Regions from separate parts of the Homo sapiens genome. Here all the other regions are linked to region 3. Evidence: chromatin contacts called from ENCODE Hi-C or POLR2A ChIA-PET data. All regions are on one chromosome and are shown on one strand. Each heading gives the region's core, a stretch centred on a gene start or an enhancer-like site at or near the end of the contact. The rest is flanking DNA. Distances are from core to core; before and after follow the strand shown. Region 1 holds the start of DLST (dihydrolipoamide S-succinyltransferase). Region 2 has its middle 35 kb from the start of BATF. Region 3 overlaps TMED10 (transmembrane p24 trafficking protein 10).

Region 1 (3,711 bases), core at 438-2,937, 280 kb before region 3:
CTCAGGCTGGAGTGCAGTGGTGCAATCTTGGCTCACTGCAACCTCCATCTCCTGGGTTCAAGCAATTCTCTTGCCTCAGCCTCCCGAGTAGCTGGGATTACAGGCATTCACTACCACACCCAGCTAATTTCTGTATTTTTAGTAGAGATGGGGTTTCACCATGTTGGCCAGGCTGGTCTTGAACTCCTGATCTCAAGTGATCCACCCACCTCATCCTCCCAAAGTGATGGGATTACAGGCGTGAGCTACCACACCAGGCTCAGAAGGATCTTTGACACAGATATAAAGGATGATGGGCTAGAGAAAGCGAGAGCGGAGGCTTAGAACTGCTTAGGGAGCTTTTCAAATAATTCAGGTGAAAGCTACTGAGGAGTTAATTGTGGGTAGCAGCAGGGCAGAGCTGTTTTCTCTATTTCTAGTTAGGACTTTGGCCCATCCTTCCAGAATTTCAGTGGCAGTGCTTTCAGGGTTCAGGTGAGTGAAGGCACTGTAAAGGTCCTGATGGAATTTGAGGCCAGCCTGGGCAACATAGTGAGACCCCGTCTCAATTTATATTAAAACATAAATTAATTAGAAAAATAAAAAATAAAGGTCCTGAGGGCCAGGCAAAATGCCTCAGATAAAGAAATCATCATGAACGGCACCAAGTGGTTCATTCATTCATTCATACATTTATGTGTTACTAATTCAGCCAGAGGTTTAAAGCACATCTTTTTCATTAGGAAGGTGAGCCTTAAAGGTGAATACTCAAGGGGCCTGAATACTTAAGGAGGGGAAGGGGATGCTATATGCTTTCACTTCAAGTCAGCGGGAAGAATGGCACACTCAAAGTGGGGAGGTCAGCCTGGCATGGTGGCACCTGTAGTCCCAGCTACTCCAGAGGCTGAGGCAGAGGGATCGCTTGAGCCCAGAGTGTCGAGGCTCCAGTGAACTATGACCTTGTTTCTTAAAAAAACAGCTGGGAGTTTATATTCTAGGGATAGGGTGACAAACGAACAACTTCCAAAATGCACAAGATGTATGGGGAACAATTAGTTTGGCTGGAATTTGCGTTGGGGGGAGATCAGAAGCTGTTGAGAAATAAGGCTATAGTTGGTGAAGATATCCGACTCGTAAAAAGGCAATGGGATTTAGAAATTCCTGGGATTCTGTTTCTTTGACTCGGGGTTAGGAAGACAGGGAAGTAACAAGTGCCTTTTTTTTTTTTTTTAATAGTTAAGGGACCTGAGACTGGGGGTGGGGGGCAATGTCATCTGCCCCAGGCCACACAAGTGTAAGATCAGGCATGCATGTCTGCCAAGGTTTCAGTTCAATGTCCGTGCCCCTCTTTTGCTCTCTTCCCAAGGTACAGAGGCGGAACGGCGCGGTGCCCTCGGGTCCCAAGAGAGAAGGGCGCCAAGCTCAGAGCCAGTTCTGTGGAAGGGTAGGGGAAGGCCTGACCCCGGGGGCAATGTGGTGGCGGGACAGTCGTATACACCTTCAGGAGAACCACCTCAGGCTGACAGGCAGTGCGGAGGGCCCCAAGAGCGCCTTAGGGTTGCCTGCTCCAGAGAGCGGGACTCCTGCGCTGCAGCCGGGATACTGGGCGCCGCCGTGCGCCCACCCCCTGCCAGTGGTTCGCTCCGAACACCCCTCGTCGGGCGGCGGGTACTGCGGCCCGCCCCACTTCCGGTTGTTGTCCGGCCCTATATCCGGTGTCCGCCCGCCCTCGGCTCCTCCGCCGTGATGCTGTCCCGATCCCGCTGTGTGTCTCGGGCGTTCAGCCGCTCGCTCTCCGCCTTCCAGAAGGTACGGTCTGGCCGAGCCGGGGCCCCGACGGGTGAGGAGTCTGTTGGCGGGCAGAGAGGCGGCCTGGAAGGCAGGGGCGCGGCGCGCCGGCCGGGCCGGGCACCAAGGGCACTGGGACGCGGAGGCCGCGCGGGCTGGGCGGCCCGGGGCCGTGGTTGCCCTCGGGACCGTTTTGCGGAGCCCAGCGGCCCCCTGCCTTCTCCAGGCAGCCTGCGGGGAACGTTTCCTGCTGTACCCCACCCTCCGCGCGGGAGCTGGGGAGCCGCGCCCGTCCAGATACTTGACTCAGAGTTAGGGAGGAGGCGCGGCGGAGTCCTCCGGCGGGATTCGGCGCCCGTCTCGTCTTGCTCTGTTAAAATCAGTGGGTATTAATGAGTCCCGTTGGGAAGTTGAGATAGTTTGGCAGGCCCAGCGTGTTGATTGGGTCTGCCAGCACGGTGTGTTGCATTTACCTTCGGAGTTACGAGATTCACCTGTCACCACCACTGGGACAGCTTTGAGCGTGTACTTAAAAGAAAAAGCTGGGTTTTTTTTTCATCTTGGGTGACGTCGATAATGTCTTCTTTCTCAACAGGGGAACTGCCCTCTAGGGAGACGTTCCCTGCCTGGTAAGTTCTGCCCTTACCGTCACCTAAAATGCTCTCCTCCTGGGCAGAGCAGTATGTGAGGAACTCGGGGGTGCCTGTGTTTCTCATAATATTTAAAGACAGTTTGGTTCAGAGAGTAGTGAGACGCAATGCTACATAATCACGAGCTATCGCTTATTCATTTAGCTCGTAGTTGAGTTTCTACTGTGTTAGGCACTGTGCTAGACGCTAGGGATACAGGAGTGGATACAGAAGTGTACAGTTCTTGCCCTCGTGGAGCTCCTAGGCTAGTTGGATAGTGTCAGTTGCTAAACAAGCCAACAAAGGCAAATTTTTGTAACTGCTGAGAAGGAAACGAGGGTGGACAGAAGAGCCCTTTTTGAGGAGGTGACTTAAAAGTTATGGCCATGGCCGGGCGCGGTGGCTGACGCCTGTAATCCCAGCACTCTGGGAGGCTGAGGCGGGCGGATCACGAGGTCAGGAGATCGAGACCATCCTGGTTAACACGGTGAAACCCCATCTCTACTAAAAAATACAAAAAATTAGCCGGGCGTGGTGGCAGGCGCCTGTAGTCCCAGCTCCTCGGGAGGCTGAGGCACGAGAATGGCGTGAAGCCGGGAGGCGGAGCTTGCAGTGAGCCGAGTTCGCGCCACTGCACTCCAGCCTGGGCGACAGAGCGAGACTCCATCTCAAAAAAAAAAAAAAAAAAAAGTTATGGCTAGCAGAATGTGACGGAGCTAACCCAGTGAAGCCCAGGAGAAAGAGAATGGCATTCACAAAGACCCTGAGGAAGAAAAGAGGTTGGCAGAACTTAAGAGCTGGAAAAAAGGTGATTTGGCCGGAGTATTTTGGTTAAGGGAGAGAGTGGCAAGAGATAGAAGATGGTATAGAGACTGAAGGAGTTTAGATTTTATCCTAGCAGTTAAAAAGAAAAAAGTGTCATCCATAGCTTTTTTTCTGTTATATGCCTAGCCTAAGTATTTGTTGAATGAGTTGACCTTGTTGTGGGCTTTCTTTGTGCCAAGCATTTATATGAGTGCTTTCTGTGAATTTTTTAGTTAATCATCTCAAAACAGTAAAAAGTATTTTCTCTATTTTACAAATGCATAACCCAAGACAAGAGAGCTTAAAAGCCTTGGCCATGGTCACCCACCCAGCTGTTGATAAGCCAGGTCTACCTGACCCATCCTGAACTCTTAACCCACCATGTTCTCATTTACTCATGGACTCAACAGATCATTTATTGAGTGCTTACTATATGCCAGCCACTGTTCTAGGTAACAGGGGTATAGATAGACTCTAGCCTCGAGATTTTATGGGCTAGCTGGAGAGAGAG
Region 2 (3,931 bases), core at 331-2,830, 330 kb after region 3:
TGATTGACAGACAGAGGTTAAGAAACACCATCTGAGGCCAGGCGCGGCGGCTCACACCTGTAATCCCAGCACTTTGGGAGGCCGAGGCAGGTGGATCACCTGAGGTCAGGAGTTCGATACTAGCCTGGCCAACATGGTGAAACCCTGTCTCTACAAAAAATACAAAATTAGCCAGGCGTGGTGGCACGCACCTGTTATCTCAGCTACTTAGGAGGCTGAGGCAGGAGAATCACTTGAACCCAGGAGGCAGGGGTTGCAGTGAACTGAGATTGCACCATTGCATTCCAGCCTGGGCAACAAGAGTGAAACTCTATCTAGAGGAAAGAAAAAGAAAGAAAGAAAGAAAGAAAGAAAGAAAGAAAGAAAGAAAGAAAGAAAGAAAGAAAGAAAGAAAGAAAGAAAGAAAGAGAGAGAGAGAAAGAGAGAGAAAGAGAAAGGAGGAAAGGAAGAAAGAAAGAAGGAAGGAAGGAAGGAATGAAGGAAGAAAAAGAAAGAGAGAGAAAGGAGGAAAGGAAGAAAGAAACAAAGAGGAAAGAAGGAAGAAAGAAAGATAGGAAGGAGAGAAAGAAAGAAAAAAGAAAGAAAAAAGAAAGGAAGGTAGGAAGGAAGGAAGGAAAGAAAGAAAAAGAAAAGAAAAGAAAGAAAGAAAGAAAGAAAGAAAGACCATCTGAGCTGTGAATGTGACCACAACACATTTAAGAGGGTGGGGACAACCCTCACTGGAATTATCTCATGTGTGCAACTGGGATGCAGAGTGGGGTTGGGTAGGAAGCCTGCCAAACTGCCTATGGGAGCCAATAATGGTCACCCGAATAGGACACAATGCTGCCAATGGACTATATGTGTAGTTTCATATGTGTAAAATACATACAACCTTCAATGCATGTTGTTGGTTTTTGCTATAACTCTTGAGAGACTGGAAAAACATCATCTGTCATCATAGGATTTAACCCTTGCTTAAGATCCGGCGGCAGCTTCTGGTGGGCTTCCCTAGTGCGGCGTCCCTGCCCCGTCTTGCTCTGGCCCCTCTCATTCTCTGCTCCAGCCAGACTGAACAGCTCTTACTTCCTTCTAAACGCTTCCAACATTTTAATCTTGGCTCTACCTTGGAATGCCCAGGGTTATGTGACTTGCCCAAGGACAAAATAAGGATGTAGTGGAGTTGATATTCAAAGCCGGATTTATCTCACTCCAAAGCAAGGACAAAGAATTCCCTTAGGAAATCAGCGGTGGCCCATCTATTTGTGTGGAGAAACAAGAGTTGCTTATAATTCTGGGTAGTGGGATGTCCCCATCGCTTCACCTAGTCAACACCTGTGTCTCATTTAAAACTCAATTCAGGCATCGCTGCACTTTCAGTGGGTTGTTTTTTTTTTTTAGGTTTGAAGCTCATTTAACAACGAGCAAAGGGGTTGCAGAGTAAGAACGCTGATGTTTTTCTCTGGGAATAGGTGGCCACATCCAAAGACAAAGAAATGTTCGAAGTCTTTGCATTTGGAGAGAAAACACCATGCCCATTGCTGCAGCCTGAATTCCCAATGAGTAGTGCCTCTGTCTGGAGTTAAAGGATGATGTACCATGTGGAACCAGGATGTGGTAACTCCTTAAACCCTGCCACTCTTTCACACCTTTGATATGACTCATTTTGATGAAATTCAACGAACTCAGAGCACCTGCTCATGCAGCAGAATATTTTTGAGCTAGAAAGCTCCACGACTTCCTCTCCCTAAGACTGCAGAAAGCTTAGCCCCAGGCTATGAAGAGAGCCAGCAGAATGACCACTGGCACCAGAGGACACTGGTCTTGCCCGCCCACCCTTCGCTGTGCCGGCTCCTCACCCCTGTGCTGGGTGCAGTAGAGGCTGGTCCTCCAAGTCTCACTTGGGACTTGCCCAAGTGAGAGACACTAGGGCAAAAAATATAGCCATATATGCATGCAGATATATACCAGCAGAATGACCACTGGCACCAGAGGACACTGGTCTTGCCCGCCCACCCTTCGCTGTGCCGGCTCCTCACCCCTGTGCTGGGTGCAGTAGAGGCTGGTCCTCCAAGTCTCACTTGGGACTTGCCCAAGTGAGAGACACTAGGGCAAAAAATATAGCCATATATGCATGCAGATATATATCAGCAGAATGACCACTGGCACCAGAGGACACTGGTCTTGCCCGCCCACCCTTCGCTGTGCCGGCTCCTCACCCCTGTGCTGGGTGCAGTAGAGGCTGGTCCTCCAAGTCTCACTTGGGACTTGCCCAAGTGAGAGACACTAGGGCAAAAAATATAGCCATATATGCATGCAGATATATATGGCTATACTTTTTTTTGCTGTTGGGTTTTTGTTGTTGTTGTTGTTGTTGTTTTGAGACAGTCTTGCTCTGTCACCCAGGCTGGAGTGCAATGGCGCGATCTTGGCTCACTGCAACCTCCACCTCCCAGGTTCAAGCGATTCTCCTGCCTCAGCCTCCTGAGTAGCTGGGATTACAGGCGTGCACCACCATGCCCGGCTAATTTTTTGTATCTTTAGTAGAGACAGGGTTTCACTATGTTGGCCAGGCTGCTCTCAAACTCCTGACCTCATGATCTGCCCACCTCGGCCTTCCAAAGTGCTGGGATTACAGGCGTGAGCTACTGCGTCCAGCCTGCTGGCAGACCACCAATTCGTATATACTGACTGATGTCAGTTTCAGGAAATCAAAAAAAGTATATGTATATGTATATGTATATGTATATGTATATGTATATGTATATGTATATGTATATGTATATGTATAATCTAAATTTCCATCCATTTCTACATCTGTCCAGAAGGATATTCATTAAAATATTAACAGCAGTTCTCTCTGGATGGCAGGATTATAATTATTTGACTCACATATTTCCAGACCTCCCAAATTTTCCAAAGTTCCTGTGCATTAGCTACATGAGCTGAAGAACAAGCCCAAAGCCCATTCTTTTTTAAATAGCTGAGACTCCAAGTCTAGGGGATGCTCCGAGTGACGGACAAAGCCCTTCCTTCGAGGATGATTCTAGGAAGATCCTGGGGCGTCAGCCTTCTCTGGGCAGCGTCTTTGCTGCCCTCTGCTGGTCATTTGGAAGCTCGGCAAGTCCAAGTCCAGCCCCTTTCTTGTGGAGCAGTTTCTTCTTTAGGTTTGCCCTCTGAGGCCCAATTTCTTAGAACTGTTTTCGTTTTGTTTCATTTTTCTGAGATAGAGAATCCTTTTAAACTTAAAAAAAAAAGAAAAGGGCCGGGCGCGGTGGCTCACGCCTGTAATCCCAGCACTTTGGGAGGCCGAGGCGGGCGTATCACAAGGTCAGGAGATGGAGACCATCCTGACTAACACGGTGAAACCCCGTCTCTACTAAAAATACCAAAAATTAGCCGGGCTTGGTGGCGGGCGCCTATAGTCCCAGCTACCCGGGAGGCTGAGGCAGGAGAATGGCGAGAACCCGGGAGGCGGAGCTTGCAGTGAGCCGAGATCCCGCCACTGCACTCCAGCCTGGGCGACAGAGGGAGACTCCGTCTCAAAATAAATAAATAAACAAACAAACTAACTAAAAAAAAGTTTAAAAGAAAACTTCTAAATGAGGTGGCTCCAGTGTAAGCCTCTTTAAAGCTCTGATGGAAAAGTCATTCTTTTAAAAACCCAAACCACTCAGCCTCCATTTCACAGCCAGAGAGAGCTGCAGTGTCATTGCTGGAGGGGACCCAGGGCGCGTTCACCTGCTGATTTCTCACTGTTGATTGAGGATCAGTCTTTGGTTTTGGTCAGCGTCATTACTGCCAAAGCCACCAGCACACCTGCCAAGATGCAAAGGATGGTGTTTCTCACGGAGTCAGAGGAGGCCGTCTGCTCCGTGCCCTTACAGAATGCCAAGAAGTCATGGCTGGTGCTGGAGCCCTCAACCCCAGAACACCTTAAGACTGTGTGGCT
Region 3 (3,955 bases), core at 343-2,842:
GTGGCAGGTGCCTGTAATCCCAGCTACTCAGGAGGCCGAGGCAGGAGAATTGCTTGAACCTGGGAGGCGGAGGCTGCAGTGAGCTGAGATCGCACCACTGCACTCCACCCTGAGTGACAAGAGCAAAACTCCATCTCAAAAAAAAAAAGAAGTAAAAATAAATAAATAGTGTTACGTGGATTTGAGAAATGTCCAAAACCCACTCTCTTTCTGCATCCCATGCTGCCTTCCCCCAAAAGGAATGTCTGAAAAAAGAGGAATGTACAGTGGCCAAGAAAGACTAATAGAATCTTTGCATCAGTGCAAATCAGAGTTGAGAGTCCTCTCAAGTGTTAACACAGCACTGATCAGTCTGCATTCTCCACCTTAGAGAGATCAGCAGGCAGCCACAAGGTAAAGACCTTGAAGTTAGCATCAGCTAAACAATCAAGGGAAATTTAGCCTTGAAGATTCTTAAAGGCCTCTTGTTTGTGTGATAATTTTTCTGAATCATAAACTGAAAGAAGCAGCATAAAAAAGGACTACTTTATTTTTATTTATTTTTGAGAGGGGGCCTCACTGTTGCCCAGGCTGGAGTGCAGCTGCACAATCACAGCTTACTGCAGCCTCAACCTCGTAGGCTCAAGCCATCCTTCTGCCTCAGTCTTCCGCGTAGCTGGGACTACAGGTGTGCACCACTACACCCGACTAATTGTCTTATTTTTTGTAGAGACAGGGTCTCCCTATGTTGCCCAGGCTGGTCTCGAACTCTTGAGCTCAAGTGATCCTCCCACCTTGGCCTCCCAAATGCTGAAATTACAGGCATGAGCCACCGTGCCCAGCCAAAAAGTACTTCAGAGGGCCGGGTGTGGTGGCTCATGCCTGTAATCCCAGCACTTTGGGAGGCCGAGGCGGGCAGATCACCTGAGGTCGGGAGTTCGAGACCAGCCTGACTAACATGGAGAAACCCCATCTCTACTAAAAATACAAAATTAGCCAGGCATGGTGGCGCATGCCTGTAATCCCAGCTACTGAGGAGGCTGAGGCAGGAGAATCACTTGAACCCGGGAGATGGAGGTTGTGGTGAGTCGCGATCGCACCATTGCGCTCTAGCCTGGGCAACAAGAGTGAAATTCCGTTTCAAAATAAATAAATAAATAAATAAATACCTTAGAACCCTGGATACACACATATCAGTCAAAAAGGTCTGAGAACTAACCAAATCACAAAGTAATGTGTAGTCATCAGTGTGATGCCTCTCTTCCTTTCTTCAGAATCAGTTGACCCACAAAGATACTCACTTCCCCAAGATTCTCACTTTATAAAGCATAAAGACAAAATTTAAGAGCAAAGAAGAAGTTCAAAAAGGTAGACAGCAGGAATAACAGATTTTTCACATTCCAAGCCAATCTAGAGACCCTAATTTGGATTTGGACTTTCCTCCTAAGAATAAAGTTGCAGACAACATTGAACTTGGGTAACATAACTTTCCAGATTTGCTCATTGCATTGGCTTAATTCTGAAGGAAGAAGGCTAATAATTACAGGTTGCTGAAAATGTCTAAATGTAAGTGAAACTGGTAGAGGACAGCCTGGAATAAGCATCAAGGTGAAAGTACTGAAAAGAGTCATCACAGATTTCATCATCTCCATGCTAAGGCAAGGAAAGAGACTAAGTCATTGGCCTAGGACAAACAACTGAATTTAACAGTGTTTGCAGGATTTGCACACATTTGCCCAACCACCTTATTTCCTGGAAGAAGAGATTATAATCTCTTAATTTTCCTCCAAGATATGAACAGTGTCCTTCAAAAACTTTTTTTTATTTTAACTTAAGGAGAGGAGTCTCTCTACATCATAAAGGAGCTTAAATGCACGTCATAAAATTCTTAAGTCATTGCTAAAAGTACCTTACAAAATGAATTAAGAAATCTGCTATGTTTTTCTGAAAGACTTCAGGAAAATCACATCTCCAGCTGGTACTCCAAAGGGGTAAATACTATTTAAATTGTCCTCTACCACATTGTACTGAGGAACTGCAATCACAGAAGAACCATTTGCATTGTCTCTTCTCTCTATGACATCCGAAGATTATTAAAGACTCATTTTAAGGCAAAAACTGAAATTCATTTCAAGAGGCTGAAGGCAAAGGGCCCGCCACTGCAGCCTGCACCTTTTATCAACATGAAATTTACCTCCCAGAAATAGTGTGTGATGATGCTGGAAGTTCGCCCAAGGCCTCCACATGTCTACACTCCCTATAACCTTCAGATGACACAACTACATGAGGGAATTTATCTGGATATTTGGAAATCCAGGCAGGCAACCTGACAACTGAACTTTCAGGTGGGGCTCACTCATATGGCCTGTTTGGGCATTCTAAAACATCTCACGATTTTTCTGAAAATCAGTAGGTTTCCTATCTAGTTCATATAACTTTGTAGTTATTTAGGAGCCAAGTCATTAGTCTTAAAGAAAAACAAAACAAAACAAAAATCACATCTCCCAACCCCAATATCATTACATAAACCAGGTAGCTAAAATTAGGGAATAGGAAACTGGGCCAAACTCAATGACTAACCAGAGCCAGCAAAGTCTAATAGGCTAAAAAAATAAAATGATAGCTTAATTTCCTTTCATTAAAATGTTCTAATTACAGATCACCTTAAAAGGTCATCTGGTTTCTCAAGAAGTGAGAGGTTTTTTTTTTCTTCTTAAATTGTCCTAGAGAACCACCTTGGTGAATCAATAACTGCTACTTTTACCTACTATAATAGCAAGACCTTAAAAGGATTCTTTTCTTTCCTTTTAACAATAAATACTTATAATAGTGATAATAAAGTTCTTTAATTAAACAAAGGTAATACCAAGCTATAAAATTTGCCCATATGACATCAAGGAATAGGAAGTAATAAAGATTTGTTTCTAGATATCACCTTCTGAAGAAAAGCAAAACAAAGTTCACAACTTAAAAAGTAGGGGGGATGGGCACGGTGGCTCATGCCTGTAATCCCAGCACTTTGGGAGGCTAAGGTGGCACGTCATTTGAGGTCAGGAGTTTGAGACCAGCCTGACCAACATGGCAAAACCCTGTCTCTGCTAAAAATAAAAAATTAGCCGGGCATGGTGGCAGGCGCGTGTAATCCCAGCTGCTCAGGAGGCTGAGGCAGGAGAATCACTTGAACCTGGGAGGCAGAGGTTGCAGTGACCCGAGATTGTGCCACTGCACTCCAGCCTAGGCGACAAAGCTAGACTCCATCTCAAGAAAAAAAGAGAAGGAAAAAAAAGTGTTAATTTTATATGCAGAGTAGGTGATGTCAAGAATATGTGAATACTCACACTGAGCCTGTGAGAAGTGCGAAAACAGGTAACTGGGAAGATAAACTCATTTAAAATTGGATTTTCTTGGACCGTGCTAGGCAGTGGCTGGAAACAGATTTTTGAGCAGGTCCTGCCACTGAAGCCTGCTCTCATTCCTTTACCAAACATTCAAAATAAAACTTCAAAAGGATCTATAAGTAGCTTAGGTCAATAAGGCAATTAGGAATAAAATGGAATAGAGTTCACCTGAGGGAAGAAAAAAGTCTTATCAAGAACCTAAATTGAGCAAATGATATCTGTAAAATAAATTTGGTTCTAAGTTTTCTGGAAGCCAAAATTAAAAGACTAAAGAGACATCATTTGTTTTCTGATGAAAGCTCACAAATTTATCTAAGGGACAATTTTCCTGGAAGTAACCACGAACAACAATTTATCAGGAAGATCCTCGTAAAAGGACTGTAACTAACAGACTCTTCATTTTCAACCATCATCTTGCTAAAGATACAAGTACAGTTCAAATGAGTTCTTTTAGTGACCCTCCCTAACAATGAATGACCTGATCTAATGCAGAGGTGAGACCTGGTTCTCTGCCCTGCCCCTAAGCACTACATTTCTCCCCATCCTAGCCCACTCCTGCTGCTCACAGAATTCCACCC

Evidence for each region. Hi-C counts contacts between places; a loop is a spot of excess contacts on that map. ChIA-PET counts read pairs that join two places held with the same protein, here RNA polymerase II (POLR2A). Pooled maps may share reads with other maps.
Region 1: a loop to region 3 is called in a pooled map, with 2.2 times the contacts of the local background. The contact joins the promoter of DLST here to the enhancer-like site in region 3. A Hi-C loop is called at or near these places in 1 of 50 pooled maps. POLR2A ChIA-PET finds 5 or more read pairs at or near these places in 3 of 52 experiments (AG04450, BJ and WTC11).
Region 2: a pooled map shows a loop between it and region 3 (2.0-fold over the local background). The contact joins two enhancer-like sites. A Hi-C loop is called at or near these places in 5 of 168 maps with a recorded cell type or tissue (K562, gastrocnemius medialis, mucosa of descending colon and 2 more) and 2 of 50 pooled maps. POLR2A ChIA-PET finds 5 or more read pairs at or near these places in 4 of 52 experiments (CD8-positive, alpha-beta T cell, activated B cell, activated CD4-positive, alpha-beta T cell and 1 more).

The regions. Positions count from the first base shown.
Region 1 is chr14:74,880,229-74,883,939 of GRCh38, forward strand. It overlaps DLST (dihydrolipoamide S-succinyltransferase), which reads left to right and starts at 1,688. Exons shown (of 15, transcript NM_001933.5): 1 at 1,688-1,788; 2 at 2,363-2,396. The coding sequence starts at 1,726. RefSeq lists silencers at 1,620-1,846, 1,703-2,032.
Region 2 is chr14:75,485,896-75,489,826 of GRCh38, forward strand. No RefSeq gene overlaps it. Among named protein-coding and RNA genes, the nearest start is that of BATF, 35 kb to the right of the region's middle. Within about 2 kb of position 1,581, at least 4 of the 41 ENCODE cell types and tissues checked have a DNase peak (open chromatin) inside an H3K27ac peak, as active enhancers do.
Region 3 is chr14:75,157,804-75,161,758 of GRCh38, forward strand. All of the region lies in intron 1 of TMED10 (transmembrane p24 trafficking protein 10), which reads right to left. Among named protein-coding and RNA genes, the nearest start is that of TMED10, 17 kb to the right of the region's middle. Within about 2 kb of position 1,593, at least 3 of the 41 ENCODE cell types and tissues checked have a DNase peak (open chromatin) inside an H3K27ac peak, as active enhancers do.